Linked DNA regions of Homo sapiens: region 1 is linked to region 2. A link is a loop called in an ENCODE intact Hi-C map of the cell type or tissue named here. Cell type or tissue: MCF 10A. All regions are shown on one strand. Links, peaks and the distances in the headings refer to the core of each region. The heading gives the core; the rest is flanking DNA. Region 1 holds the start of FATE1 (fetal and adult testis expressed 1). Region 2 holds the start of GABRQ (gamma-aminobutyric acid type A receptor subunit theta).

Region 1 (15,806 bases), core at 2,026-10,025, 920 kb before region 2:
ATCATAGCCAGCATTTATTGAGCTCTTAGTGTATGCCAGGCCTTGTACATGCATTGACTGACACAATCCTCTCGAGAAACCTGCGATATGGGGTTTATAACTAACCCTAGTTTATAGCAGAGGGAAGCAAAGCCAGCAAAGGCATGTCATTTGACGAAGATCTCACAGAGAGGAAGTCCTGGATCCATCATGTGAATCCGGGTCTGTCCTGATGGCCCCACCCCAGGCCATGCACCTAGCACTGCTGGTCCCTTTTGGGGAAGGGTGACTTTGCGTTGGTTTTGTGTTGACTATAGATCCCTCCAGAATGCCCTCTTCCTCTCCCTGCCCTACTGGTAACCCCATTTGGGCAGGGACCATATATAACTTTTCTCACCACTTCTGCCCTAGAACACAGCACAGAGCCTGGATCACAGTAAGTGTTCAATTTTTAAAAACGTGTGGACTGATTGTGTTCTACAATCGGAGACCAAGCTCCATGTATTAGTTTGCTTGGGCTGCCAAAACAAAATACTACAGGCTGGGGGGTTAAACCACAGAAGATTTTCTCAAGGTTCTAGAGGCTGGAAGTCTGAGGTCAAGGTGCTGGCAGGGTTGATTTCTTTTGAGGCTTGTATCCTTGGCTTGCTGATGGCCATCTTCTCCCTGTGGCTTCACAGTATTGTCCCTCTGTTCTTTTCGGTGCTCCTAATCTCCTCTTCCTATAAGGATGCCAGTCAGATTGGATTAGGTCCTACCCCACTGACCTCATTTCCACTTAATTACTCCTTGATTACTCCTGCAGCCACATGTTGAGGTCCTGGGGGTTTACAATTTCAACATATGAATTTTAGGGGGACAAATTTTGGCTCATAATGCTCCACTCATGAGAGGAAGACTCTGTTGCTCCTTCCTCCAACCTAAGCACATGATGCACATTCTGGAAAATCTTGAAGGGTGAACATCATAGCTTCTCTGAGATGCTGGCAAAGACAGAGGGGCACCTTGTCAGTCTCCAACCAGTCCCCAAAGCAGTTTCTTCCCTGCCAAGCTGGACAGACTTGGGACAGCTGCCAAAAGTCTCCACAGGGCAGGTGAGTTGGGAAAGGAGAAGTGGGCTTCAGAATGCTTCTTCCAGGGTTCTTCTGTGGGAAGTGATGTGAGAACCCAAAGCCTGAAGAATAGACACAACGTTGGTGCCCCACAGGTTGTTTTTACAGACAAAATACATTGTTTTGGGGGATCACAACACCGCCAGCTCCAATGACATTAACTTTCAGCATTTTCTCTGAAGAGCTCAAACTGTGTGATGGGTTCGGTTTCACTAGGATTTCCGAGCTATAAAAATAGAGACTGGGTAACATTTCATATCAGGCTGGTTGCATGGGGTCACAGGAGCCCAGTGGGTGGGCAATTGGTGGTGGCACTGCTGGGTCCTTGGGCTGATAGGACATCTAGGGGTGGGTGCTGGCAGAGCATGGTGCTCCACAAGCTGGGGCATGCAGGTCCTGGCTGTCTGGAGCTCTGGGCATAGCTGGGTGGGGGAAACATCAGAACAGCTGTAGCAATAGTGCATGATGAACTTTATGCTAGGGGAAGTCCAGGGGGGTGGGGCTGGGGGCTTCCAGAGAAAGTCTTCCTGAGGAAGCCACGGCCAACCAAAGTGAAGGATGGGTAGCAATCAGCCAAGCAAAGACCATGGAAGACAATTCAGACAGGCAGAGGGGCAGCACGTGAAGAGGCCTGGAGTTCAGCAAGTCCATCTTGGTTTTAAGGAAACAGAAGACAGGGTAGCATGAGGGGAAAGACCTGTGCAAGATGAGATTTGCAAGATACATGGAGGTCGGCCTATGTGAGGCCCTTTAGGCAGTATTCAGAGCTGTAGTCTTTACCCTAGTGATAAGCGAAGGCCACCAAGGGGTGCCTTAAGGAGCAAGCGGGCATGGCCAGGCATGCTCTGCCAGCCATGTGGAAAACAGGCTGCAGGAGCCGAAGAATAAGAGAAGTCAGGGAGGTCAGGTTATTGCCATCGCCCAGGCAAGAGACAGCGCTGGGATGGATGAGGCTGATGACGGAAGAGACAGAGAGAGATAGACTGTTGAGAAGGTTTTTACTCAAACTTTGATGGGCACAAGACTATCTGATTGCTTAGAATGTAGATCTCCAGACCCCACCCTCAGAGTCTGATACCTTGAGTCCAGGGTTGGGCCAGCCATGTGCATTGTGACCAAATCACTCAGTTGATTCTTCTGCAGGGGATCTTTGGGTCACATTGGAAGAAACACTGAATTCTCTATTCAGGAGGCAGAACCATGCATGGTGACTGATTGCGTTGGGAAGGGGTAGTGAATAATCCCAGAGGACTTTCAGGTTTAGGGGCTCAGACAGTAGAGTAGATGGTAGGGCCATTCCCTGGAAAGGGTCACAGTTGAGGAAGAGCAGGTTTAGGGGAGCAAAAGACCACAGGTTTGAGTTGACGTGTTGCATGTGTGGTGTATAGCGCATTTGAGTGTAGTTGAGGAGGGAGGCCTAGGCTGCAACAGGAGAGATCAGAATTGCTTGAGGTCCCAGAAAGACAACAAGTGGTCTTGAGTGTGGACCTAATGGCCCAGGAGGGAGGCCAGACAGGTGGGAAGAAAAGCACTGGCATATGGAGCCCTGAAAACCGAAGGACTAGAGTGTTTCTAGAAGGAGACAGTGGACAATGATGTGAAATGCTTTCAAGAAGCCAAGGAAGATGACAGCCAAAGTGAACTCATTGTATGGAGCCATCAGGGGGTCATCGGTGACCTCGGCAAGGGGTGATTTCAGTTCCATGGTGACTGAAGAAGCCAGACTAGAATGAGCAGTGGGATGCCTGGAAGGTAACAAGTGGAGACAGTGCATATGATGGAGGCAACACTTTCCAGGAGTTGAGAAAGTTTAGCGGCAAAAGACAAGATGCTAAGGGGGGATTGTTTTGTTTTTTAACATTCAGGTCATTCCAATCCAACCACTATTTAGTGATCTTCTAATATGCCAGGAAGCACGCTAAGTGCTGAGGAGCCAGCAAACAAAGCAGACAAGGTCTCTGTTGGTCTCTATCTTCTAAGAGTGAAGGGCAGGTCAGAGTAGAATAGGGGCTGGAGGATGTTTTCTGAAATGCTCTGGAGCCACCTCCTCCTTGGGACTTCCTCTTGGTCTAGCGAGCACCCTGGAGTGTTAGTGTGATGGCCTTGGTTTATCACTGAATCAGTGAACTGGATCATATCTCAGCCCTCTCTTCCCGCCTCTGTCCAGCTTTTCCATCTGTAAAATGGGGGCATACTGGGAATAGTAACCACTTCATAGATGGGAACACCTGTCATTAGCTTCCTGTCTGAAAAAAAAACCCATGCAGCTTCTCAGGGCTGTGCTTCCCACCTTGGGCCTTCTTCCTCCTCTCCAACATCTTTCTCCAGCTTGGAGGGGCAGCTGCTGCTTGTGTTTTGAGCAGGTCATTTTCTGAGGTTTTGTACCACATTTTCTACCTCTTCCTTCGGCCTCTGATTCTCCTGATTTTTACATACACATCACAATTCAGTCATTGGGCACAGAAACAATTAAAAGCAGATGCATTTTGATCTGAGGAGTCACCACACAGCCGAGGCCAAGGATTTTGTGAGGTCACCTTGCTCAAACCCCCTTCCTGAGGATCAGGAAAGAGACTCTTTCCCACCAGCTCCCAGGGATCTCTGGACATAAGAGCAAAGTGCCCTAGCCTCTCAGCTGGGGGCAGGGTGACACTGGGCCACAGTGTGACAGATAGGCAGGAAACAAACCCCTCTGGGTCTCTGAACCTTCTGCCAGCTTTTGGGGGAAGGATTTCTTGGGCCAGTGAAGAGAAAAGGAGAAGGCAGAAGAAGGAGCAGGCAGTGACAGCAACTGGCTGCGCTGGGAGGCGAATTTCCCCTCTTTCTGGGTGCTGTTCTTTGTCACATGCAGGGTGGTCCCGAGTTGTTTCTAAGGCAGTCAACCAACAACAATTACGCTGAGCTCTTTGCAGCTCCACCTGAGCTGCTGAGAGAGCCTTCCTTTCTCAGGGGGAATCTCAAGGTGCTGTTCTGAAGGAACTCAGAGGCACAGCAGGATGGTCTCTGGACCCCTAAGCCTGGAGGACTGGGTTGTTTGGGAACCACTTAGCATCTCAGCAACCGCAGTCCTACCTGCTGGTTTGAAAGCCAAGGCTGACTCTGTGTCTGCATCTTTAACTTCCTTCTGCTGAAGCTGCTCCTCCCCCACCCCCCAGACTGTGCCAGAGTTTCCACCCATGCAGGGAAGACGTTTCTACTGATCTCAGCCCCCTTGGGAGGTAGCGAGCTGCCCCAGGAGGTGTGCAGTCAGAGGCTACAGAGGCCAGGGACATTGCTTGGGACAGATCTCCCTTGCGCCCCTCCTTCTTAGGTTTGCCAAGCTATAGTGAGCACCCACCACACTCCAAGACAGGCAGAGTGCAGCAGGGTTAAGGGCATGGCCGCCACACAAACAACTGCCTGCTACTGTCCCCACAGAGAGATGGACTTCTTTCCTGTCCATTTGATTCTCTGTTCACTACAGCATGAACTTCGTGAGGACAGGGACCTCATCTCCATCCCCAGTGTCTAGCACACAGGCAATCTTGATTCAAGGCAGAAAGCTAGAAATCAAGGTGGCTCTGTCCCCATGGGAGTGGGTCCTAAGGGCTGCCCTAAGTGGCCCTGTTACTTTTTATTTCCCTCTCTCTGCTCACAAGGTGGCCTTCCTTCCCTGGGCCAGCTATGGTCCCTGCAGTTTGACCCTGAATCCTTCTGTCTGTCCTTCCTGCCTCTTTAAGGAGAGGCGGGAGAGATGCAAGACTCTGCTAGTCTCCTTTCCCCTTCCTCTCTGGCGCAGGGAGGGCTTTGTGGCTCCAGGGATGACCTCAGTACCAGCTGCTTCCAGGAGCAGGAAGGAGAATTGTTTACAGGTCCATAAGGTTCATTAACAAGCCAAGAGGAAGCTCTCAGCTGCCTGAAAGATCCAGGTGCACCCATTTGCTTGGGTTTGGGGCTGTAGCTGCCTGAGACTGGGCTCTCAGCAGGGCTGGGAGATAGGAAGTCATCACACCCAGTGGCTTTTTTTACTTTCCTTCAAGACATTTGGCTTCAACGACCTCTTACATAAAGCCCCAATATAAGAAAGTGGTAAGAGCTGAGCTGCTCTGGATGAAGAACAGTAGAGTCTGCCTTGAAGCCCAGGCAGCCCCCACACACCTCCCTGAAACTTCCACGTGAACATGGGAAACTGAGGCTCCAAGCAGGTGAAGCAACCTGCCTAAGATGTCCCAGTGGCAGGGTTCTGAGTCACTCACAGATGTGCTGATTTTGGGCTAGGTTCCTGCCATCTCCTGCTGCAGCTTGCAAGGGAGGTGGGAGCTGGGGGCAGACAGAGCTGCGACCCTGAGCCGCTGGGAAATGGAGCAGAGTGCTCAGCTGACTGAACAGCTGGAAGAAGCTAGTGGTTGGAAGGCACTGTTGGAGGCAGATGATCAGGCTGGCTGGGGGCAGGCAGAGAAGACAGACAGACACAAGGGCAGATGGACAGGTAGGCAGGCAGCAGCCTGAGTTGGACACCTGCTCCGTGGGTGGCTGGATGCCCTCTAGGTTTCAGCAAAAGCTTGGATGCAATTAACTTTATTTGTTTGGTCCCCAGTGGAGGCTCTGTGCTCACGATCCCCCTTAGGGAAAAAGATGATACATTTCCTTTGGAGATACTTAGCTTGAAAGGAGGGAGAGTTTTTGTCTTATTCTTTTCTGTTAATAAAATAGCTCTTATTTTAATAAAGATCCAAACCCTCCAGCAGACAGTTCATGGGAAAGAAATACAGAAGATCAATAAACATATGAAAAATTGCTCAGGATTATTCATAATTAAAGTAATATAAATTAAAGCAACAATGAGATGGATATCATTTTTCACCCATTAAGCCTTTTAAATAGTTGCATAATATTCCTGTTGATCAGACTGGGAAGAAACACGGACTTTCTTCTAGGTGAGGCTTCACTTTGTGCAGGCTCTTTGGAGGCTCCTTTGACAATATTGGTCCATATAGGTCAAAATCATCAACACACATACCCTAGAACCCCACAATTCCACTTATAGGCACCTGCTGTGCAAACCCATTTACCTATGTGTGCAGAGAGACATGTTCAGGAATGCTCAGTGCTACATTGTTTCTAAAAATATAAAAGCTCTAGACACCCAAAATATCCATGAGCAAGTCAATAAAGGAGCAAGGGGAGGCAGCTGTGTAGGGAAATGCTATGCTGGGCTGAGAAGAAATGAGGTAGATTTGTTTTCACACGGAGAGATTCCCCAAAGCACATGGTTCACTTGAAAAAATAAGTTGCAGAATATGGCACACACCTCAGATGTAGGTGATCTCAATTGTGCAAAACACTGAACACTGAAAACATATAGACACACATACAAGCCAGGTATGTTCTGGACCCTTCTTTCCCCTATGAAGAAGCATCTGTTGAACCTTTGGGTGAGCAGAACCTTCCACTGGAGTGTTAGGGCTCTGCAGCCTGTTATGTACACTTGGCCATGTGCCATCTTCCTGGACCCAGGCACCGTGTGAGACTTGAAAGGTCTCTCTCTGTATCCCAGGTGCTCTAGTCCTTCGAGGCCCTGAGGTTAGCACACAGACTTTGGGGTAGGGGGCTTTTCAGAATGGTTGGAGTACGAATTTAGGGCCATTTCAAAAGGAGATTACCATGCAGATGATAATTATGAAATTATAATTAGCTAGCATGCTAAGAGACAAGTTCAAAGGCACATAGCAAACTCTCGTCACCTCCAAGTTGTCCTTGGCACTCAATCCAAGAAAGGAAGGCATGCTAAGGGGGTGAGATGCTGGGGTTTTTGAGTGGCATTGGGGGTTCAGGGATTGGGAAGGAATTCTCCCACCCTCTTTGCTTGGCTTTAGGTGGTGGATTCCTATGCCACCAGGGGGCAGTGCCTCCACATGCACCTGGACCCTGTGCTCCTGTGCCCAAGAAGCCCCACCAGGGCCAGTTGATAGCGAGACAGAAATCTGGCCTCCATAGCCCGAGGCCCTGTGGCAAGCCAGTGCCCACACTGCTCTAGCTTTGCTGACTTCTGAGTGCTCCTCACAATCCAGCCACCCTGTAGGGAGGCTTGTCCATGGGGGAGACTGACACCAAAAGAAGCGAGAAACTTGCCCAAGGTAAAATCTTGAAGTCATAGTGAGATAAGATTGTCAGATGGAATACAGGATATGCAGCTAAATTTCAATGTCAAATCAATCCATGAATCATTCTTTAGTGTAAATATGTCCCAAAAGTTAGTGTACGAGAGAATACTTATACTGTTGTTTATCTGAAATTTAAATGTACTTCGTACCTATATTTTCATTTGCTCAATCTGGCTGGGCTTCCCAGGCTCCTGAATCCCACTGAGCTGAGCACACTCAGCAGTTTCTCTGCTCCCAAGGTGGCCCTCCAGAAAGCTCGAATTTCATCACAGCTGCTCCACTGGATCTGGGAAGGGCTTCTTTGGGGCCCCCAGGAATGCAGGCAGGGCCTATATCAGCTCTGGTTCCCAAGCTGGACAGGTGAGGTGGGGGCAGGGGGCAGGCAGCCTCAGACCATGCCGCCCTATCTCAGCTACTCCTGGCCCCTTCGTTTCCACTTTCTCTCCCTTCCTTCCTTCCTTCCTTCCTTCCTTCCTTCCTTCCTTCCTTCCTTCCTCCCTTCCTTCTTCTTTTCCTCCTTCCTTCCTCCTCTTCCTCCCACCTGGCCCAGGGGCTCTGGGGGAAGAAGAGGCTATTTGTAAAAGGAACCTTATATAAACCTGTCCTGATTCCTTTTACAAATAGCCTCCTATTCCCCCAGGGGCTCTGGGGTTGTTTCCTAGAATGAAGGGTTCACCACAGGTAGTTGTAGCAATCAGGGTTTTCCAGAGAAACAGAACTGATAGGATGTATATATGTATGTATGTATGTATGTATGTATGTATGTATGTATGCATGTATGTATGTATATATCTGCATATGCACAAGTATATAGAAATTTATTTTAAGAAATTGGCTTATGCGATTGTGGGGCTGACAAGTCTGAAATGTGCAAGGCAGCCCTGCAGGCTGGCAACTCAAGGAAGAGTTGACATTGCAGTCCTGGGGTAGAATTACCTCTACTTTGGGAAACCTCAGTCTTTGCTCTTCAGGCCTCTCAGCTGATTGTGTGAGGCCCACTCACATCATCGAGGATGGGTCTCTACTTTATTTCAAGTCCACTGGTTGTAGATGCCAACCACAGCTACAAAATGCCTCCACAGCAACACCTAGACTAGGGTTTGATGGAGTCACTGGGGACTAGAACCTGGCCAGGTGACACATAAACCTGACCATCACAGTGGTCTAATCAGTAGGGAAGCTGAGGGAGAACTGGGACTTAGAAGGTGCAGGGCCTGAGGCCCCTGGGGGTTCTAGTGGCTGCAGTCAGGTCCCACCTCTCTTGCCCTTCTCTCCCTTTGTTATGGCTCCTGCCTAGGCTGACCTACTTCAGGAAAAGGCTACCTCCCGTGTCTGGGGACTCTGGATGGGGGAGGTAGGATACGCTCTCCAGAGAATCCCTTCTGAAGGTGTGGTATGGCCTGGATTGCTAGCACCTAACTCTGTTGTGGCCACTGTTGGCTCTCGGACCCTGTGCCAATCCCTGTTTCTTCATAGAAATGATGGAGGGTGGACCCCACCCTTCTCCCCATGGGCTAAATATGGAGATTCATGAGCCAGAGCAGTTCTCACAGGCAAAGGCACGGAATTGTATCTCTTCTCCTAAGTTGCTTACAGAGTAGCAGAGGAGAAGGCCACTGACCTAGCCAGCAAGATACAATAGAAACAGAAAGTACTGTGTCCAAGGCCTCAGCCTAGAGAGGGAGTCTCACTCCACCCCCAGATCTGACTATATCTTCCTTGAGCTCCTGTTTCCGGAAGAGGTGATTTTCTGAGTGTGACTCCTCTGTTCCTGGCACCCTGTGCATCCTTAGCCATAGCTTACAAGAGAACAGCTGGTTGTGATGGCAGGAGGCCCTCCCAACACCAAGGCGGAGATGGAAATGTCCCTGGCAGAAGAACTGAATCATGGACGCCAAGGGGAAAACCAAGAGCACCTGGTGATAGCAGGTGAGGATCCCCTAAAATACCCCTAGGCTACAGCCAACTGTGTAGATACGTGTCTATACCTGTGCATGTGTGTGTTGGAAAAGGTGCATGTGTGCACGGAAGTGTTTGCACATCTGTGTGTTGGCCGGGCTTCGAGGATTTGTGGGTTGATGTAAGGGAGCTAGGGGAAAAGGGATAGATGATGTGAGCATTTTTCCCTGGGAGGGAGGAGGATGGGAACAACATGTGTAGTACCTCTGTCTCCCCCTTATCCAAGCCACCACAGTCTCTGTTGCAAAATACTCAGAGGGCTCAAATTATGAGACCAGAGATCAATTCTCTCTCCCAATCCTCCAATTCATTTTCCTGCCATTTGGAGGAAAATCCAAATTCCATGATCTATAAGATTGTATCAGCCTCCTCAAAACGTTTCATGCTATGATATAGACAGAAAATACCATTTCTATAGCACACAAAGGGATCCAGATCACATTGCATTTATGTTTGTTCTTACGATGCTCCAAGCCTGCTTCTTCCCCCAAAGACCTTGCATTTGCTGTTTCCTCTGCCTGGAATGCTCTTTCCCTCAATTTCCCAGGGCTGGGTCCTTTTTTTCCTTCAGGTCCCCACCTCAATTGCTGTCTCCTACTTTTCTAGGAGGAGCCCTTTCCTTCCACTATGTTACCCTGTTTTGATCATTTATGGAGCCTGCATCTCTCTGTCTGCATTTGCAAGGATAGATTGCTTTCTGTTTTACACCTGTCATTCCCCCTTATACACAAACAGATGGTCAGTTCCTTGATAGCTGGAATCTTGTTCTTGGTCATTGGTCTCTAGGTTACTGGAGAGTAACCTAGTCTCGAGCTCAGCCCTCAGGAAATTCCGGTTTAACTTTTGAACAGATGAACAAACTGAGACCTGGGATCAGCTGATGGACAGTGGTTAATGGGTGCTGAGTGATTCCCAAGAAAGCTGGAGACTCTGTCTTCTTTTTGGTGTGTTTTGTGCCCAAGAAACCCTGGTGCAACTTCTATGGGTGCTCCTGGAGCTTCTGTTCTTCTCTCTAGAAATGATGGAGCTTGGATCTCGGTCCCGGGGTGCCTCCCAGAAGAAGCAGAAGTTGGAACAAAAAGCTGCTGGCTCTGCTTCAGCCAAACGAGTTTGGAATATGACTGCCACCCGACCCAAGAAAATGGTACTGTATGGGGTCCTCAGCACTTGGTGGCCAGGTTGGGGTTGGGAGTACTGGTTGTAGGGGCTCTAGCCTGACCAGGTCAGGCAGGGCTAGACGTTGACTTGTGAGGAGGAGGAAGCTCCTGTGCTCCAAGCTGGCAAATGAGGACAGGAAGTTCCAATTAAAGGTCAGGGTCATCCTTTCCTATGCTGGGGGTTCAACCTTGGGAATTCAGAATGCCTGAAACAAATATTGCATGGGGAGTACATAAATACTTTACTCTATAAATCTATTGTGTGAAATAACGCTTTCCTGTATTTAAAATTATGTGTGTGGTACGTGTGTGTGTGTGTGTGCGCGTGTATACACACAATAAGTCAGGTGAGGCTCCTATGCTTTCTGGCTGTTAAGAAATCCAGTCAAGTGGACTGGCATGGTGGCTCATGCCTGTAATCTCAGCACTCTGAGAGGAGGAGGCGGACGGATCACTTGAGGCCAGGAGTTCGAGAACAGTCTGGCCAGCATGGTAAAACCCCGTCTCTACTAAAAATACAAAAATTAGCTGGGCATGGTGGCACATGCCTGTAATCCCAGCTACTCAGGAGGCTGAGGCATGAGAATTGCTTGAACCTAGCAGGCAGAGGTTGCAGTGAGCTGAGATCATGCCACTGCACTCCAGCCTGGGCAACAGAGTGAGACTCTGTCAAGAAAGAAAGAAAGAAAGAGAGAGAGAGGAAGGAAGGAAGGAAGGAAGGAAGGAAGGAAGGAAGGAAGGAAGGAAGGAAGGAAGGAAGGGGAAAAGAAAGGAAAAGGAAAGAAAGAAAGGAAGGAAGAAAGGAAGAAAGAAAGAAAGAAAGAAAGAGAGAAAGAAAGAAAGAAAGAGAAAGAAGAAAGAAATCCAGGCAAGTGAATCTGACTATTTTGTAGGCAATCCTTTTAAGCTACATTCAATATGGGTGAAGGAATGTTCTAGAACAAATAGTGGCTATAATGTTGCAAATGATATTGGGAAAACACAGTCATTTTGGAGGGGGAGGGAAACCTGACTATTCTACAGAATTAAGTGAGTCCCACAGTTCTGTATCCAATCATTTTAGCTAGCTACATTCACTGTAGGTAAGGGAAAGTTTTAGAAAAATTGTTGTTATGCTGTTGCAAAGGCTGCTGGGAAAAGGCAACAAGATTGGAGAGGGAGGGAGGCCTGACTGCTCCAGGAAATCATGTGAGTCCCATAGTTCTGTACTTTAAGCTACATTCATTGTGGGTGTTGAATGTTCTAGAAAAATGCTGGCCACATTGTTGCAAAGGATACTGAGCCATTTTGGAGAGGAGGTAGACCTGACTGTTTTAGGGAATCACGAATCCCATCATTCTGTAGCCAGTGCTTTTCACCACATTCAGATGGATGAGGGAAAATTTTAGAAAATGGTGGCTTTACTGTTACCACAGTGAAGTTTGAAAGTTACTGGGGGGCAATAAGGTTGGAGAGGGAGGGAGACTCGATTGCTGAAATGATTTATTGGGTGGCCCCAGTGAAGAATGAGAAAAAAAGCTTCCAGGTTAGAGGTTTCCTGGGAATAAAAATAAGTCAAATATTGAGTTGACTTTTTGTGTCCAAAGACAGAAGCCAAATCAAGTTGCTCCAGGAGGTCAGGCTCCTGCAAACCACTAATGTCCCTGAGACTAGGGGAGATATAATCTCTGGTTTAATTAAAGTTGACTACAAGGGCTAGAGGTAGACTGTTTGAAAATATAGACATTATATTGAATTTATAAATTAAATTTAGAAATTTAGAATTAGGAAATCTAATTTACTAATTCTATTTATTTATTAATTCATTCATTCCTTTATTTTTGAATAAAACAGTTAATGGAACTGCCTCTAGGAGAACCATAATATGCAAGGGTGAGAAAAGTTAATAATGCTATCCTGCTGACTTGGAAAAAAGCAGTGTGCCTTTAAAATTACATGGAAATTAAAATAACATTTTTTGAAATGATTAACAGAGAGAAGTTGGGACTTGGTGGGTTAACAACAAACTATGTTATCTGAAACAAACAAACAAATTCCAGCCATCAGCCATTCATCCTTATTTTTTGCCTTCAAATCTCTCAAAATTTTTTTTGTCCTTCTGATTCCAATTTATAGGAAAATCAAGCAATGGTCTGAAAATTTTTCTAAGAGACATCATTGATCAAATTATAGTCATGGGGTCTCCCTAATACCCATTATCTTTTTAATGCAATTTTTGAAGTATCTTAAGAAAATAAAATATTGTGACCATGAACTACGGTTCATAAAAAAGTTGCACCAATATCTGTGTGCTCCTCTTGAGAAAGATTAGTTATGCCTTATTGCAACAAACAGAGTGCAGTGGCAAAGTTCCTATGAAAATCCTTTACACAGAAATTGATCCACCTTCAGTTTGATGTTGTTACTTCGGAACAGAAGAGGGCTGCAGATATTTCTCAGGTGACAGGTGAGCCTTGGTTGTCTATTTTTTTGTAAGAATGAGGCAAATAGAAGAGCTAACCCAGTACTCTGTGCGCCTCAGTCAGGCCTCTCAAATGACAGGCTCTACTTCAGCAGGGTGAGCGGGTAAGGAACTGGCTGTCATGTGGGGCACCCTGAACCCTGCCAGAATGAAGACGGTTTTATTTTGTGTCACTTTCACCCCAGCTTTCTTATTCATTTGGTTCAGGTTTTGGCTTGGCGGTAAGTGCCTGGCTGCCAACCAGGAGTGAGAAGTGTGGATGACTGCTTCCTACATAGATCATTAGTTAAAGGCCCTGTTTTCCTCCCTCCCCTCCTTTCTTGTGATATGCCGCCATTGTCCTTGCAGGTCTAAGTCCTCTCTGGATGCTGCTGGCGGGGGCCTCCTTTGTCAGCTGAGTCCCATCTGCTTCCCATCCACAATGAGGCCTAGTTCCTCCATGGACACTTCCTAGATTCCAGAATTTTATTGAATTCTTTCATTAGCTGATGCCTCTTGTGTTGTCTTCTGTCTTATGGGTTTGTACTGTTTTACTGTCTTCACTGGCAATTAGTGGAGCCTTAACAGGAAGGAGTGTTAAATATGAGGGACATCGTAGTGTAATGGCTGAGAGTATAACCTCTGGACTGAAATGTCCTGGGTTCAAATTACTGCTCTGCTACTTCCTAGCTGTGTGACTTGGACAAGGTAATTAACCTCTCTGTGTTTCAGTTTCCCCTACTTTCAAAACGGGATGATAATGATACCGTTTCACAGGGCTGTGACGAGGAATCAGTCACTTAGTATTGGTAAGGGCTTAGAGGATGGCATGGTCCCTGGCATGTGGTGTGTGTTAAATAAGCAGCTTGTGAAACATTTCATCTTGAACTGGAAACCTAGAACTATGATTTGAGCCCAGGCAGGTCTGGCACCAAAAGCCACGCTCTTTTCCTCTATCCCCCACTGATGCTTCAAAGGCATCAGATGGCCCTGGCCCAAGGGCTCTGGGCCAGAGATGTACATGCTAGGGAGTTGTTGGCAGATGGATAAAAATGAAAGCCACAGGGATGGCTGGCTGAGCTTACCCAGAGGAGTTGCTGGTTTCCCAGTAGCCAGGGTTCTAGCCTTAGCCCTGACATTTACCACGCATCCTTGGAAAGTAAAGGCATCTCGCCAGGCCTCCATGGCCTGGGCTGCCAATCAAGGTTTTACGTTCTCCTTCAGTAGGTTGCTCAGCCTCTCAGCTAATACCTGCATGTGAAAGTTCTTGCAGAGGACAGGGACCCCTGTTACTGCTCCTCTTTTGCCACAGCCTGCCTGGATGACCAAGAGCTACCGAGGAGCATGGTGTGGGTGGGGTGGTGGCCAGCAGCCTGTGTGGGGTTCCCAAGCTTTCCTAGCGGCCTGAAGCTGCCAGCCCTTGATTCCAGAGACCAGGCACCATGTGATTCCCCATGGGGTGCACCATTGGCTCTGGGCAAACTGGAGAAGCCACTCATGTGGGGTTGGGCAGGCTACTTTACTGACCATTCCTTTCTTCAGGGGTCCCAGCTGCCAAAGCCCAGAATGCTGAGAGAATCAGGCCATGGGGATGCCCATCTCCAGGAGTACGCTGGCAATTTCCAAGGCATACGTTTCCATTATGATCGGTAAGAGCTGAGGGTCTGTGGGCCCTGGCTGCTCAGACAGGGCCCGGAGTGGGGCAGAGGGGCTGGTGAGCAGCCTGGCCAGGATGGAGTCATGAGGGCCTGGAATGCCTCCCTGTCAGAGACCATGAGTACCCTGGCTCCCTGCCCATTTGGGGCATCCCAGTGCTCTGCGGCCTAGCCGAGTTGGGCTGGACTGGGCTGGGCCAGGCTGGCTCAGGCTAGCTCAGGCTGACTCCCAGCCCTCAAGGCCCTAGGCCCTCTTTACCATGGAAGAGGACTGGAGGCTGATAGAGTCACTGTCCAAGAAGATCACGACCTTACCTGCTTGACCTCACTGCCTTCTTGTGCTCCCTGCCAGGGACCACCAGCAGCTTTGACCATCTGTCTTTTTTCTCTCCCAGCAACCCAGGGACAGATGCAGTGGCGCAGACTAGCCTGGAAGAGTTCAATGTACTGGAGATGGAAGTCATGAGAAGACAGGTGAGGAGGGACCCAATCGGTGGGTGCAAGCAGAATCACAGTGCCTTGGAATAGGCAGGGCTCGACAGCTGGGGTCCTGTAGTCCCTTACAGTCATCTTTCCCTTTAGCGCTGGAGGTGGGGCAGATTCCCTTCCTCTTCCTCCTCATCCCCATGGCTCTGACACCCCGCATAGATGTCCAGCCTCAAACTCACTGCTGTCCCTGAGATGCTGGTAGGGAATAGGGGCAGATAAAAGGTGGAGGAAGAGGGAACATACAAGGATAAGGGTTCTATGTCCAGAGAGAGAGTGATACCTAAGGGTCTGAGAGAGGGGTCGCCTTTGTTCAAACCAAACCCAGACCTTCTTAGGAGGAGATCCTTTCTTCCTTGGCTCCCCGGCGCAGCTGGAATGGGCTGGTCTCTTCCAGAGAAGGGAAGTGAACATAAGGGAGAAGGCAAAAGTGGGGCCTGCAGACGTAGCAGCCAGGTCTTTGGTCCCGCGGACCTGGCCCAGCCTCCTGCTTCTCACTAGGGGCGCTCCCCGCTCCACCGCCAAAGGGCAATCAAGCCCCTTCTTGCTCTAACTTTATGCTTTTCCCATGGCTGTGCTGTGGGCTTCTGGAGAAGAGCCTCGCTCAGCAGCCCTGCCTTTGACTCCTCTGCAGCTGTATGCAGTCAACCGGCGTCTGCGCGCCCTGGAGGAACAGGGCGCCACCTGGCGCCACAGGGAGACCCTGATCATCGCCGTGCTGGTGTCGGCCAGCATTGCCAACCTGTGGCTGTGGATGAACCAGTGATCGCCCCAGCGCGGCCTCCGTATTGGAGCCCTCCCTGCTTCCCCTTCTTTCTTTCCTCTTTCCCCAGGCCGCCACTGCCCTTGCCCCTTTCATCTCCCAGCAGCCCTCA
Region 2 (15,127 bases), core at 7,128-15,127:
TCCATTTACAATATCATCAAAAAGAATATAATACTTGGGAATAAACTTAACCAGTGTAGAGAAAGGCTTTTATACTGAAAACTATGCATTGATGAAAGAAATTAAAGAAGAAACTGATCTATGGAAAAACGTCCTGTGTTCCTGGATTGGAAGATTCAATATTGTTAAAATGTACATATTACCCAAAGTCATCTGCAGATTCAATGCTATTCCCATCAAAATCCCAATGGCTTTCCCCCCCACAAAAAAAAAATCCTAAAATTCATATGGAACTAAAAAAGATCCAGAATAGCCAAAGCAGTCTTGAGAAGGAAAACAAAGCCAGAGACATCACACTTCTTGATTTAAAAATAAATTACAAAGCTAGGTAATCAAAACACCATGATACGTGCACTTAAAAATTTGTTAAAAGGGTAGATGTCACAGTAAGTGTTCTTACAACAAAAAACAAACAGAACAGAACAAAAAAGAGGCATAAGGAAACTTTTGGAGATGATGGGTGTATCTATTGCTTTGATTGTGGTGACGGTTTCAAGGGTATGTGCATATGTATAAGCTCATCAAATTGTACTTATTAAATATGTATGGGTTTTGGAGATCACTTAGACTTCAATAAAGCTGTTCTTAAAAATACACAATGAGATACTACTTTACTCACTAAGATAGCTATAATTTTAAAAAATTGTAAATGTTAAGTGTTGGTAAAGATACGAAGAAATTGGACCTTTATATATTACCGATGAGAATTTTAAATGGTATAGTCTCTATGGGAAACACTCTGGTAGTTCTTCTACAAGTTAAGCACAGAATTACCATTTGACCTAGCAATTCTACTCCTAGGTATATACCCAAGATAATTGAAAACAGATGTTATCACACTGTGTGTACACAATGAAGACATATACTTGAGTTTTCATGGTAACACTTTTCACAATATCCACAAGGTGGAAACTACAGAAATGTCCATCTACCGATGAATACATAAAACAAGATGGGGCATATCTATACAATGGAATATCATTCAGCCTTAAAAAGAAATGCAGTACTGATACATGCTACAATGTGGATGAATATGGAAAACATTAAACTAAGTATATGAAGCTAGTCACGAAAGGCTACATATTGCATGATTCCATTTATATGAAATATCCAGAATAGACAAACTCATAGAGATTGAAAGTAGTTTAGTGGTTGACAGGGCTGGGGGGAAGGGGGTATGAGAAGTGACTGCTTAATGTGTAAAGGGTCTCCTTTGGGAGTGGTGAAAATGTTTTGAAGCTAAATGGAGGTGACTGTTGCACAACTCTGTGAAAACACTAAAATACATTGAATTGTACGCTTTAATACAGTGAGTTGTATGGTATGTCAATTATATCTTAATAAAGATGGTATTTTTAAGAGAAGAAAGAAAAAATGGATGGAGGGGTACTGTATCACCTGCTAAATAGTCCACCTATTTAGCAGCCTGGTGAATCTATACTAAGGGGCTCTTCTCACTCATTGCCAGTGTCGCTGGATGTGAAACCCTTTGGGTAGTCAGAAACTGAAATCCAACTCCAAGTGAGGGGCATGATATCTAACCTTACTCAAGCCAAGAAACACTTTGCTGGGCTGTATTTCTCCTTTTCTCTCTGGCAGGGTGGGGTGGTGTTTGGTCTCTTTAAGCACACTATACCTCACTATACCAAACTGGAAATGTAAAGAAATCCTGTATCTTGCCCTGTGCTCCATTGTGAACCAGCACCGTGTCCACATCGATATCCGAGATGAAGTTGCTGACAGCAGAGTATAAACGCTGAAGCTGCTGCTGTAAAAATTTCCCTGACAGTGTGACTAGAAAGTAAAGGGAGTCATCATTTAGTTCAACATGGACTGAGAGCCTTGAATGAAACTCTGTTTGAGATATTTAAATTGTACAGTACCAATAAAACACGAAGCCAAGTCAAATCATTAGAAATTCCAAGATAACATGACAAGGTGGTCCCACCTTGTTAGGGTTTTTGATGCGTCTATGTATAAGCCAATAACTGTGCTCCATGTCCCCCAAAGAAAATCTATGCCAAGTGGTCCGTTGCTTTGTAAATTGCCACATCTAAATTAAGAAGGTGAATTAATTGTTTAAAAATGAATTGTGGTTCGTTGAACTTAGTAGTTTGCATATTACTTGGGGTTCTCAACTCTTCTTATAGTCTAGTGTGTGTAGAAAAAGGCCTCTATTCATCTCCCAGGCTTTAGGAGCTTCAGGCTGGGGCAGACACATTTGGGACACATCCCAGGCACTGACTCCCTCTGGCCTGCATTCTGCAACCTTTCTATACATGTGCCTCTGCCCCAACCAGAATCACATAGCTTATCCCAGTAACTACGGGTAAGTCCGGCCTACTCCAATGACCCATATTTTTGTTCTCTTCATCCCATTTGTCTTACTGATTGGCCAGAAAACAGCCACCTAACTCCAGAAGATTTCCCATTACTTGAGCATTGACCATGTGCTCAGCAATTGTTTTAGGTATTTTCCATGTATTAATTCATTTTACACCATAAGGAATTCCTATTACTATACCCCTTTGAGGTGAAGAAACTGAGGCACAGAGAAGTTAGGTAATTTGCTTAAGATCACACAGAAAGTGAGTGTCAGAGCTGGGATTCAAATCCAGACAGTTGGGCTTCAGAGCTCAAGCTCTGACCTCCATCATGTCTTCTCCACTCCTGACTGGAAAATGGAAGGATAATAGTACCCAGATTACAGCACTATTGTGGTGATTAAATTATTATTATTGGTTTCTGGAGTAGGCTGGCCATTTTCTCAGCAGTGGGCTGGAATAGGGAGTACATTTTGCAAGTCAGGTGTCTGGAACAAGCATTTAGTTTAATGAATCTAAGTGAATCTAAAGTGAAGTACTGTATAAGGAGAGTCCTATAATAGTGCATTTCATTGGGAAGAAGCTGTCTCACTATATTTACATCTAATGGAACACAAGAAGGGTCATTTTGACTTTATTTCTAAAGCTGACTCCCAAGTAGCACCTTCAATTCAAAATAAAGCTTTTCTGGTCATCATAACTTCTGGAACGGTGTCATGCACTTGAATATGAGTGCACCCTGTTCTGAAAGCCCTTTGCCATACTTTAGTGGTGAAAGTGTTAGTAAACATCGCTTTGGTGGCTGTTTGTCCACTAGCGCATGTTGGCCCTTCACGCTCCACCTCAACCCATTAGGCACCATGTGGAAGAAATGTGTCCAGGGGAACGATTCACTACATAAGCAATGCTCTTATAAACATCAGGAACATGGGAGCTGACAGAAGGACTGCAGCGAGTTCCTGTCATCTTCTTTTACAGAAATTCATGCTGCCCAAATAAATGCTCTACTCACTTCTGGTTTCTATGCTAGCCCACTCTGTAAATTCAAGGGATTAGATGAATGCAATATGCCCATATCCTGAAGAGCAAACTAGAGAATGGCTCAATTCTTAAAAGCCCCATAATCCTCAAGAACAAACCAAAGGCTTAAGGTAGTCAAGCTCAGAAGCTAAGAAATGAATCAAATAAACAGTTTAAACACCTTTCCCTTGGGCTTGGCTTTTCTAAAGGAGAGAAAAGGTCATCAGGGGAGCAAATGTGGCTCCTTGTTGATTAATTAAGAGCACTTAGGCAACATTCAGCAGAATCAATCATTTGTAGCCTGAGTTTTTTTTCACTCAGACTTCTAAATTGTCAATTCGTCCCTAAAATTACTTATGTAATTTGTGCTTTTAGGATGTCAGGTGTTAAAATTACTTTTCAGTACAACCCACAGAAACCCTGACTGGGTTTATTCATTTATTTCTTTAATGAGGTAGGGATTCAGGGGAGAAATCATGGTGGACAAGAAGAGTTTGTTTTCAAAATGAGGAGAGATATGGAGAGAATGTAGCTACTGATGAGAGAAATGAAGCTCCCAGACTTTTAAGGGAAATAAGATGCACACACAGGACTCCAATAAAAGGCACCATGTGATCAGGACACAAATAGAGCCACCCAGTCAAAACCCTCACAGCTAGCTTTGGGGAAAAGGGTATCCGGTCTCGGGTTTAAAAGATAGATTTAATTTTGGCAGATGAAGGAGACAAACTGAATAACTGCCAAGTGGGGGTCACTCAGAGAAAGGCCAGTAGCCCCTCTGCACTGGAGCTGGGTGGGAATGACAGGAAGGAGGAGGAGGAAGGAGCTAAAAGTGTAAGTTAGAATCAGAGTGGATTACAGATAGGGTGAACACCAAATGGGCAAACTAATTAAAAGGCTATTACAAGAGTGCAAGACAGGGATGAAGGCCTGAACTGGGGGTAGGAGCAGGGTGTGAGGAGGACGCAGTGGGGAGAAGCATCACAGAGATAGTCTCAAAGGTCAAATTGAAAAATCGGTGGTGATGCCACACAGTGAAGCCAAGATAAGCAGCAAGCATTCTCACTGTACCACCTCCTGAAGCCTTCTCCCCAAACGGGAGTCAATTATGATTATACTGCAAAGGAGTAAATGAGAGATTAGTATGGGAGGCCCCAGCTGACTGAGTCAAAGAGTAAAATGAACATGCAGTCACTTCAGGGGCCTATTTGACTATGGAAGGGACATGTAGTGCTGAGGCAGTGTGCCAGGTGTGGCAGCAGCAGGCAGCACAGCTGGCAGTGTGCTCTCAAATCAGCAACAGCATTGCTGCCCACACAACATTGCCACACAGACAATGCTGCCACGCACACACAAGCCTTTGGAAAAAAACCCATTGGCACATGAGTGCTCCACTATGAGTAGAGTGGTTTCAGTAGCAACATTTGTATCTGCATTTCTATTCCTTGGGATTCTTAGAATTATAAAACTCAAGGCTAGACTGGACCTCAATTTTCGACTGGTCCAACCATTAGAATCCTTTCTATAATGTTCCCACAAAATGGTAATGCAGTCTGTCCTTGAATATCTCCAGGAATGGGGAACGCTAGCCCCATCTTTGGCTAGCCCTGCTATTGCTTCTCTTTTGTCCACTCTTCCCTAGCAATTACTGTGTCAGTAACTATTGAAGGCGCTTTGCCAACTTGATTGCACTTAATCCCCACAACGTCAAATTTTACAGATGAGGAAACTGAGGATCAAGGAGAGAAAGTGACTTGTCACACAGCTGATGAGTGGCAGAGCTGGGATTTGAGCTGCTAAATTTGTCTGACTCTGGTGCTTCCTCCATTAGAAGTAAATCTAAGCCAATCTGTCTCCTTATAAATCCTACCCACTACTATAGTTACAGCATTTCTTCCAGGGAAGAGGATGCCCTCTTTGAAGTGCACTTGGAGACACAAATCTTGATCCCTTTCATCGCCTAACCACTTGAGAAACACTGACAAGACTATCAAAATGAAAGGCAAAAATGGCCACATAGCAACACTTTCAGAAGGGTGTCCTATTCCTGACTCCTCAGTGTGGCTCTCAGGCTTCTGCTGTCCCAGGGGTCACCAATGAGCCTTCTAACCAATAAATATGATGGCCATTTCCAAGTCTTCATTTTTCATGAGCTCCAGCTTATGGAAAATTTATTTTCATTTCTGGGATGCTTCATTCAACAAATATCTTTTGAGTGCCTACCATAACCCAGACTCTGGACTGTGTTCTAGGCAGGCACAAGATGAACCAGAAATAGTCCCTGGACTAAAGGAGTGCCCAGTCAGTCTGTCGTGGAAGACAGCTGAAAGGCAGTAATGACAATACGGGAGTCAAATGTTGTTCCACAGGACTGTCGAAGGCTCCCTTGTAGCATGAAGGAAGAGGTCACTATCTTTGCTTGGCCAGTTGGGAGAAAAGCTTCATCACAGCTGAGCTGGGCCTTAAAGGATGAGTAGAAATGTGCTGGGCAGGGAAAGTGGTGATCATATATACAAATTCCTGTGTAACATCGTCACTTAGACGCCTAACATCAAAGCAAACTGAAAATGTTCAAAATAAAATTATTGGCTATTCATGCACTTTAACTTCTTCCTCCCAGAGTCTTGCCCAACTCAATAAATGGCAAATCAGTTACCCCACCTAGTCAGGCCAAAACTCCGGAAATCCTTTGTAACTTGTCTCTTAATTTCATATTCTCTGTCTGATCTGTCAGAAAATCCTTTCAACTCTGCCTTGAAAAGATATCCAGAATCTGACCACATCTCACATCTTCCTCTGCTACCACCCTGGTCTGCTGAGCCCATCATCTGTCACCTGGGTTATTGCAGCAGCTTCCCGACTGCTCTCTGTGCTTCTGCCCTACCCCCACCCCAGGAACCTATTCTCCAATAGGCAAAAAGCATGATCCCACTGTCATGATATAAATATGCTCATGTCTTTCCTATGTCCAAATCCGCCATCAGCTTCCTATCTCACTCTGTGTAAAAGTCAAAGTTCTTATCATGGTTTACAAGTCACTACACGATCTAGCCCCCGTTTATACTTTGGCCTCACCTCCTATTTCTCTTCTTCTTCACTCACTGTGTTCCAGCCTCACTGGCCTCCTTATTATTCTTTGCATACACCAAAAACTTCAGGCATTTCCCCTTGTTGTCCACTCTCCTGGAATCATTTTCCCGTAAATGTCTATACGGCTTTACACCCTCTCTTTAAGGTCTCTGCTCAAATGTCTGCCTTCACAATGAGTCCTTCCTTGACCACCTTATTTAAAATAATGTCTTTGCCCTCCAATCATTACCACCTCATTTGCCCAGCATTCTCTACTCTCCTTCCCTGATTTGCTTTTCTTTGTTGCACTTATCATCATCTAATAAACCAGATACTTTATTCATTTCAATTCTGTGTAATCTGCCTCCTGTTCCTATATAATATAAGCTCCACTATATCAAGGATTTCTTTCACTGTTTTTTTTTCTACTTTTATATCCCTGTTCTCAGAGTAGTACCTGGCACCTAAAAGGTACTCAGTGAACAGCTAATCAATGAATGAGTGATGACTTTCTGAATATGGGGGTGGGGAGATAGAAGGAAATGCTATAGATGTCTTATAGGTCCCAACCAGGTCCCAACTGAATATCAGTCCACCGAGACTGAGAACACACCAAAAGGAGCATATTTGCAGAGTACTAGGAGAAGACTGAGATATTTTGGATTCAAGCTACCTGTAAAACATGCAGAAAGAGTTGTACATGGGACTTTAGACTAATGGTACAGGCACTGAGATGAGTGCCAGAGTCTATTTATCAAGTTAGGCTAAGCTTTGCTGAAATGATAACTAAGTCCCTAAATCTTAGCAACTTAGCATATCAAAGCTTGATTTCCAGGTCACACATGGTCAGATGCAGGTCACATCCTCTATCGGAAGACTCAGGGTCTAGGTTCTCTCCATATTTGATATTCCCACTTCAACATATGGCTTTCAGGGTCGACAGGGCAAAGAAAGAGAGCTTAAGGATAGTAAACTGACTCTCAAATGCTTCATCCTGGAAATAGTCTGTGCCACTTATGTTTGCATTTCATTGTCTAAAACCAGTTACATGGCCCCAACTAACTGAAAGGGGCCTGCAGATGGAAGTGAGTGCTACTGAATCTGTCTCAGAGATCGTGCAGAAAAGCATGGTTTTGAGCAATTTGGAGAAGTACAAGGGACTAGAGTTGCTGAAAGATTCAATGCCTTATTATGAATTATCGCTGTTACCACAAATGTAGAGTATACTGATGTCAAAAGACTATCTAAAAGAAAATCCTCTGGTCAGGTAGAACTTAACCTGAGGGAGGAGCAGAGAGCACACGGCTAAAGATACAAGAGTACATTAATTAGGGGCTAAGGGGGGTTGTGTAACCCAAAATGATTTGAGGACAGGTGCAAGACTAGCAGGGTGTATTAGTCGGCTCTCACACTGTTAATACATACCCGAGACTGGGTAATTTATAGAGGAAAGAGGTTTGTTTAATTGACTCACAGTTCAGCATGGCTGGGGAGGCCTCGAGAAACTTACAGTGATAGCTGAAGGGGAAGCAAGCACATCCTTCTTCACATGGTGACAGCAAGGAGAAGTGCCAAACAAAAGAGGGAAAAGCCCCTTATAAAGCCATCTGATCTCATGAGAACTCATTCACTATCACGAGAACAGCATGAGGGTAACCGCCCCCATGATTCAATTACCTCCTACCAGGTTCCTCCCACGACACGTGGGGATTATGGGAACTACAATTCAAGATGAGATTTGGGTGGGGACACAGCCAAACTATATCACAGGGGTAAGGGAGTCACGTAAGAAAGCAGCCTTTCTCACCAGGTGTACCACATGTGGCCACTCTGGCTGTGCCCTCCACAGCTCCAGGAGATATCCGTTCATGATTTGTACAGGATCAATGTTTCTCACCCCTTGGGAACAGGGGCAGGGATGCACAGAAGTTAGCCATCACCATCCTCACTGAGGGGCAGAGTAGCTGATGGCAGCAACTACCGCAGTGTAGAAATAAAGGTCTATCCATTTGCGCACTAAAACTTCCTCCTTCAAAAAGGTCTCTGCTCCCTGTGCTTATCCCCCTCTGTTTCAGTGAGCTTCTGCATAAGGTGTTTTGCTGCTGTTGTTGGATTCGGAGAAACAATTATTTAATAGATAAATGGAAAGGTTTGTTCCACAATTAGACCAGGAGAGCTGAGGCCCTCTAGTGGCTCTATCTGGTAGTGACCGCAGCCTTTCCAGATGGAGAAAGGAGAAATCTGACTGGATAAGGGAGGTGAGGTCCCAAAGCTAGAAGTTGTGATGGAAAGGGAGTCCTTTTTGTCTGGATTCTCCCATTAACAAGTAGGCATTATTACCACCCCCATATTCCAGATGATAGAGCTGAGCTTCAGAGGCTGAGACACATGCCTAGGTATAATAGCTGGTGACAGAGCTCCAATCTAGATCTTCAAGTTCATAATCAAATGCCCCTTTAATACACTACGATACAACCTGTCCTTGGGAGAAAAACTCTAGAGTTAGTGGAGTATTCTCACCGCTCCTGCTCTTTCATAGTTAGGGAGGGAGATGCTTTTAGAAGATGCTATACCTAATACAGTGCCCGTTTCTGCAGGCTTGGGGGAGAGAGGGAGCTGTGACCTACATAAAATGTGAATTCCGAGAAAAAGTGAAGAGAAAATATGGAACCTCAGAATCAAAAATTCAGCACCCCCTCCCTTTGTGACAGTTAGTCAAAATTGTGGGTCACATACTGCATGCTATAAGTGAAGGTAGGTCTGTGTCTTCACTGTCAGACAGCATTCTGATTGATTTGAGGTTAGGCAATAGAGAAGGCTTTCCTGCCCTCCCACTCTCCTCTCTTGGAAAAAGGGATTTCTGTGGTAATGGTGGTGGTGGTGGTGGTGGTGGTGGTGGAAGAGTCCTTAAGGGTACATAAAAATGCTTGTCCCTCAAGTAGAATAAATGCATGAAGGATTTTGAGCCAAACACAGGAGCTCTGATACCACTTCCCACATGGAGCAGAATTTCCTCTATTCTACCCATGACAGGAGGCCATTCATTCAGTCTTTGTATAAACAGCTCTAGTAACAAATAAGGAGCCCACACTCTCAAAAGACAGCCTATTTTATTTGTAGCTCAGTGTATTATAATATAAACCCCTGCAGGAATGTTACTGTGCTCCAGCATGAGATAGCCCAAGGAGCAATTGCATATAGTGAAGCCCAAGTGTAGGAAGACACCCTGAGAACCACAGAACTGTTCATTTTGTATGTTTTTCCTTAGAAATAGTGAATGATGAGGGCAGGGTAAGCAGAAGGGAACTCTTCTACAAAGATTCACTTTTATTCTGGTTTCTCTTAGGAAGCCATATATAAGCACATTTCTCCAGCCTTAGACCTCAGCAGCAACTAGCATTTCACACCCATGGAAAATATTTGCCTCTTTGATGGCCCATGAGATGACGGACACACACCGATAGAACAATGGCCTTCCAAGCATGACAACTAGGGAGGGCTCATAGGTGTCAGGTTGTTCTAACAAGTGCCTTTTTCAGCATGGAAAAAAATGAGTAAAAGCATTCTAAAGTCCAGGGTCTAACTTCCATCCCCTAGTCTCAGTCTCTCCTGTTCTTGCTCTAGGTCAGGAACTCATTATTTTTAATTGGACCAGTAATATAGCCTTCTTTGCTTCTGGCTTTCTTTACTTTCACTACAACGTGTCTAGGAGTAGATTTCTTTTAATTTATCTTGCCTATGACTTATTGGGCTTTTTGAATCTGTGAATTCAAATTTACAGCCGTCATCTTCAACTGGGACTTCAATTAAATATATGGCAGACCTTCTCACTCTACTAATTGAGTCTCTCATCCTCCCTTTTTTATTTTTCCAAATAATTTGTTTCTCCAGACAGAACTCTGGGCAATTTCTTATAACCTATCTTCCAATTCAATAATTCTCTTTTTAGTTGTGTTTAGCCTTCTCTTAAACCCATCCATTAAATTCTCAAGTTTCATTGTTATAGTCTTTAGTATAACTACACTAGTTATAGTTTAGTTTTTCACCTTGATTTTTTTCAAAATAGCTCTATTAGTCTTTATGATTTTCTGTTCCTTACAGATATTTTCAAACTTATTTTTAATTTTTTGGAATAAAGTGAACCATAGTTATTGTAGTCTTTGTCACGTAACTCTGATACGTGAAGTCTTTGAGAGTTTGTTTTTGTTGTCTACTGGCTGTCATGGTCTATGTGTTTCCTTTTATGCCAAGTTATCTTTGACTATACGCTGACATATTTTTGAAAAATTATTGTACAAATGATTCTAGGCCCAATATGATAATACCTTCCAGCAGAGTCTTTTCATTTGCTGGGGTATTTTCAAATGCCTGAGGATACTACTTGTCCAAGGCCACTTTAATCCAAGATCAGGGCTTTAGGTTCCTTGGACTGCCCATATGATGAGTATCTAGGTTTACAAGACCACACAAGGGCTGGTTACTTATAGGTCACCATTAACCCAAAGGGGTAGCCACTCAGGGTCTCAGCTGAGAGTGACAAGAATGCTAATCAAATCCGCTACTTCCTTGGGCCTTGAGCTTTCACTTTTTTCCTTATGATGCCACCAAAACTGCAGCTCAATTTCATAACTCTCTTCCAGATTCAGTAGAAGCCATCAGGACAAAAGAGGATTCTAGTGCTGGGCTTTCCCCCCTGGGTTCTTGTCTTCTTCCGGATTTTAGCCTCAGTATCTCTCAGTTCTTTATGACAATTATTTCTTTCTACATTCAGCCAGTTTGTTTCATTGTCCTCACTGGAACAGCTAGTCCAAGTTACCTAGCTGGCCATTACCAGAAGGAGATGTGTGCTCTTCTTGCCCCCAGTCCCTCTCCCTCCCAGTTTTTCCTTCAGTGCGAAGGTGCCACTCTGATTGTATCATTCCCTTGCACAAATCCTTCAGAAGATTACTGTTGACTCTAAAATAAAATACAATTTTTTATTTTAGAAAATTAGGACCCAGATTCTTTCTCTTGCCTCATTCATTACACAAGAATTTATTGTACACTGAGTGTGTGTTGCTTACAAAGTCAGGTTCTGCCTAATCTCTCACCTCTTACCTATCTCACCTGTTGTCTTACCTCCAAACTTACTCTACCCTTTAGCCAAACTGGAATATTCACTGTCGTGTGCAGAGCTGGGTCAGAACACAGATGGGCTAACTTCCAGATGAGTGTTCTTTGTCCTACACCATTATCCCATATTCAGGTTTAAGCTTATTCAATCTAGATCTTTATGGATATTATAATAAATTAACTAGGCAAACGCTCAATAAGTACAAATTATAATGGCATTTTTGTATTTCTTGTATTTTGGCTATCCTTTTCTTGTGAGTCAGAAATTTCAATGAAGCATTACCTCTAGGGAGACCCGAAGTAGGGGAGGGCCTTCTGGGATGTAAGTTCTGGAAGAGAATTCATCGTTGCCGTCAACTTTTTGTCAATCTTCATAGTCACAAGGGTACCTAAGAACAAAATTTCAGGCTTCAGGCTTGTTTCCCCTAACAAATGAGCGACCAGACCAATTGCCTGTGGAATTTGATTCCTCAGTGCTGGGAACATCCCACATTCAAACAAATCTGCTCCCACCTGCTGGTGGTTGCTAGAACTTCCAGTCAAAGCTGACTTAGACTGAAAACGCACTCTTCTCGAAGTAAGCAGACCTGGAAATGTGGTTTTTAGTTTTGGCCTCTGCTACTGTGTGACCTTGGGCCAATCCCTTTTTCTTCTCTGGGCTTCAGTTTCCCTACATTACAACCGAGGTGGCTGGACAAAATGCCCCGGAATGGCTCTAACATTTTTGGCAAACAAGGATTTTCTCTACAAGGACGTCTGTGTGACCAGAGGTGATGGGACAGGACTGGTAGCAGTAGAGGTGGGTTTAATCTGCTCTCATATGTGATCCTGACAAATGGGTCCCATCATCCTTTTTTCTTACTGCAATGGCCAGGGAAAGAGGGGAGATGGGAAAGAAAGGTGTGAGGGTGTTCTGCTCATTAAAAGAAGGCAGGAAACTATGAGAGACATTTTTCATAAAAGTATGGTTCTAAAATGATTTTAAAGGGGGAGTGGTAAAAGAGTTAAACCCTCAGCTGTGCAAAACTGCTTGGCCTACCAGGTAAGTCATGCTTTGCTGGGCACCAGCAATCTCAACTCATTTCATCAAATACTGAGGGGAAAAAAAGGGGGAGATGTTGTGTTTCTCAGTGAATGTTCTAGGTAACCAAAAGTAAACCTGAAATCCGTTTTGATTTCAACTCTTCTCAATGGTGTGATGTGGGAGGTGGCATGCCGGTGAACATGGCAGCTCTGTTTGTTGATTACCCATTTGCCCTATGGGCTCTGGTGAGGCCACTTTCTAAGCTTTCTGAACTTGCTTTGTCATGGGATAGGAAGGACATAGGAAATTGGGTGGAGGCATTTCTTATCCTCCACGATTTTTCTGTCCCATAGGGGCAGAGTCTGAGGTAGTGGAAAGAATAAGAGCCCTCTAGTCAAGATGTCAGGCTTTTCCATATGATGGGGTCAGAACCCAGGAACATTGGCATACCCTGGTCTCCAGTGCCTAACTCCCTTGAACACCCCAAACACTGACCTTGGCCTTTTTTTCCCCTTCTATGGTGTCAGCCATGAACCTTCATTCTGCATCCCCTGGCTGATGAGACACAACCACATCTCAGAGAGACCCCAGTTGGTGAGCCCTTCCAGTTCCTTGAGTCTTTTTCCTGAGTACCCAAAGTTGGGGTGAAGAGCACTCTAGGAAATTTAAGTCTTAAGCAACTCTTGGGCTCCTGTAGCCCAATGTCCATCCTGAGGGAGGAGCAGTCCTGCTGTGGCCAGAGCCCTGTAACAAAACCCATTAGGATCCTCCTTGACCTTATCCAGAGACAAGGCACGCGGGGTTACTGGAGGCTCAAGGGTACGGAGTCACCAGCCGTTGGGTACCTCCTGACGCCCAAAATTGTCCAAGTCTTTCAGAATGCAGATTCAGCCATGGCGGTCAAATTACCACACTCCCTTCACCATCAAATACAACTCTCGGGCACAGGCCCTTTCTTCCAAGAAAAACACACATTTCGCATTTTGCAGAGAAGAGACAGGACCCAGTGCCCCTTGAGGCGGATTCCTGGCCCAGCCCCCAAGGAGCCAGCCCTCCTCCCCCTCCCCCAGCCCGGCCCCGCCCTGCCTGTGTCTGGAGATGGCCGGGGGATGACTGCAGAAGCCTGAAGGGGCGGGGGCCGGGCGGCGCGCAGGCTACGGGCGGAGGCAGGAGCGCGCGCCTTTTTGTGCGGCTCCTGGCAGCTGTCCGATTGGCTGGGCCTGCGATGCCGTCGGAGTGGGCGGAGCCAGCAGCGAGCTGGGATCTGTGCCCAGTCGCAGCCAGGAGCGGCCGCAGACGGAGCGCACCTCGCAGCTGCCGGGCGGGCCCTGGGGGGAGCTGCGTCCAGCAGAGCTGCTGGGTGGTTGCTCCTCCCGGGCTCTCATCTCCGGTATCCGGGCCGACCCCCGCACCCCCTACTTCCCTTGCCCTCGCTGCTCTCTCCTTAGAGGCGACTCTTTGGGGAAGGGCCAGCAATCCCGCCTTCCCCGGCCCCAGTAGTCACCCACTCTCCCACCCCACCTCTGTTCCTTTTCGCGGCCCCGTCTCCCGCGCCCTCAGGCGCCCAGAACGCCCCGGCCATGGGCATCCGAGGCATGCTGCGAGCCGCAGTGATCCTGCTGCTCATCAGGACCTGGCTCGCGGAGGGCAACTACCCCAGTCCCATCCCGAAATTCCACTTCGAGTTCTCCTCTGCTGTGCCCGAAGTCGTCCTGAACCTCTTCAACTGGTAAGCGGGCACCGCCAGGCTAGGCACGGCGGGGACGGGAATGGAGACGGGCAGACGACCTCTGGCCTCTTGGACGGAGCGGGCTGGGGGCGACTCGGGCTGGGGGGTACTCGGACCCGGGCTCGCTGAGCCCTGGCGCCCGGGCCCTGCCTGTTGGCCCCTAGAAGGGGTAAGGTGGGAGTGGGGTGTTGAAATGGAGCCCTGTGCTTCCGCCCACCTGTTACTGCGGAGCTTGACTGAGCCCTGCGTGTGCCTAAACCGCAGCCCGAGGGGTGGGGGCGGGGGTCGCCCTCGTCCCAGGATCTGTCCATCCATCCCCAAGGATTTAAGGTTCCCGGCAGCTTTCCCCAGCTTTGGCACCTGTGGGATTGGGGAGGAGGGTACAGGATGACGGGCAATTCACAAAACATAGACAGGAGAGACACCTGTTTGAGTCTACATTTTAGTCCATTTCCTGAGGCGCGCGCGCGTGCATGCATGTGTTGAGGGGATGAGGGACTCTTTCCAATGCGGCAGATAGAAATGATTAACTCAAACCCATCGGAGCCCAGACAGTGCGATCGTGTCTGAATAAACACGAACCGTGTGGTCTGGGATGGGTGTGCTTTTGTACTTAGTCGTGTGAAAATATTTGAAGACTCCGGTTTTTTTCTCTTTTTGATTTTAAGTTTGTTTGGGTGTGCGAGTATCTGAAGCCTTTACATGTAAATCACACAGAAATGTGTATTTGGGGTGGCCACAGATCCTGAGCGTTGGCACATGGGTAATGTGTGCTTGGAAACAGGTGGGAATGCATTGCTTTAATTTGGG

Evidence for each region. A loop is a pair of places that touch in the nucleus more often than their neighbours do. Peaks named below come from ENCODE experiments on the same cell type or tissue, not always from the same donor. Only the 100,000 strongest peaks of a DNase experiment are listed, where the experiment ranks them.
Region 1: it touches region 2 in a loop (13-fold over the local background); 5 of 110 quality-filtered maps call a loop at or near these places.

The regions. Positions count from the first base shown.
Region 1 is chrX:151,707,063-151,722,868 of GRCh38, forward strand. FATE1 (fetal and adult testis expressed 1) reads left to right here and starts at 8,973. Exons shown (of 5, transcript NM_033085.3): 1 at 8,973-9,163; 2 at 10,210-10,337; 3 at 14,333-14,439; 4 at 14,841-14,919; 5 at 15,566-15,806. The coding sequence starts at 9,058. The coding sequence ends at 15,697. In MCF 10A, for the core only: CTCF peaks have their summits at 7,010 (motif pointing right) and 7,232; no DNase peak of the experiment used is centred there.
Region 2 is chrX:152,624,035-152,639,161 of GRCh38, forward strand. It overlaps GABRQ (gamma-aminobutyric acid type A receptor subunit theta), which reads left to right and starts at 13,861. Exons shown (of 9, transcript NM_018558.4): 1 at 13,861-14,317. The coding sequence starts at 14,169. It overlaps MAGEA3-DT (MAGEA3 divergent transcript), which reads right to left. Exons shown (of 5, transcript XR_938525.3): 4 at 11,848-11,953. In MCF 10A, for the core only: CTCF peaks have their summits at 8,666 (motif pointing left) and 12,054 (motif pointing left); DNase peaks (open chromatin) are centred at 8,657 and 12,067.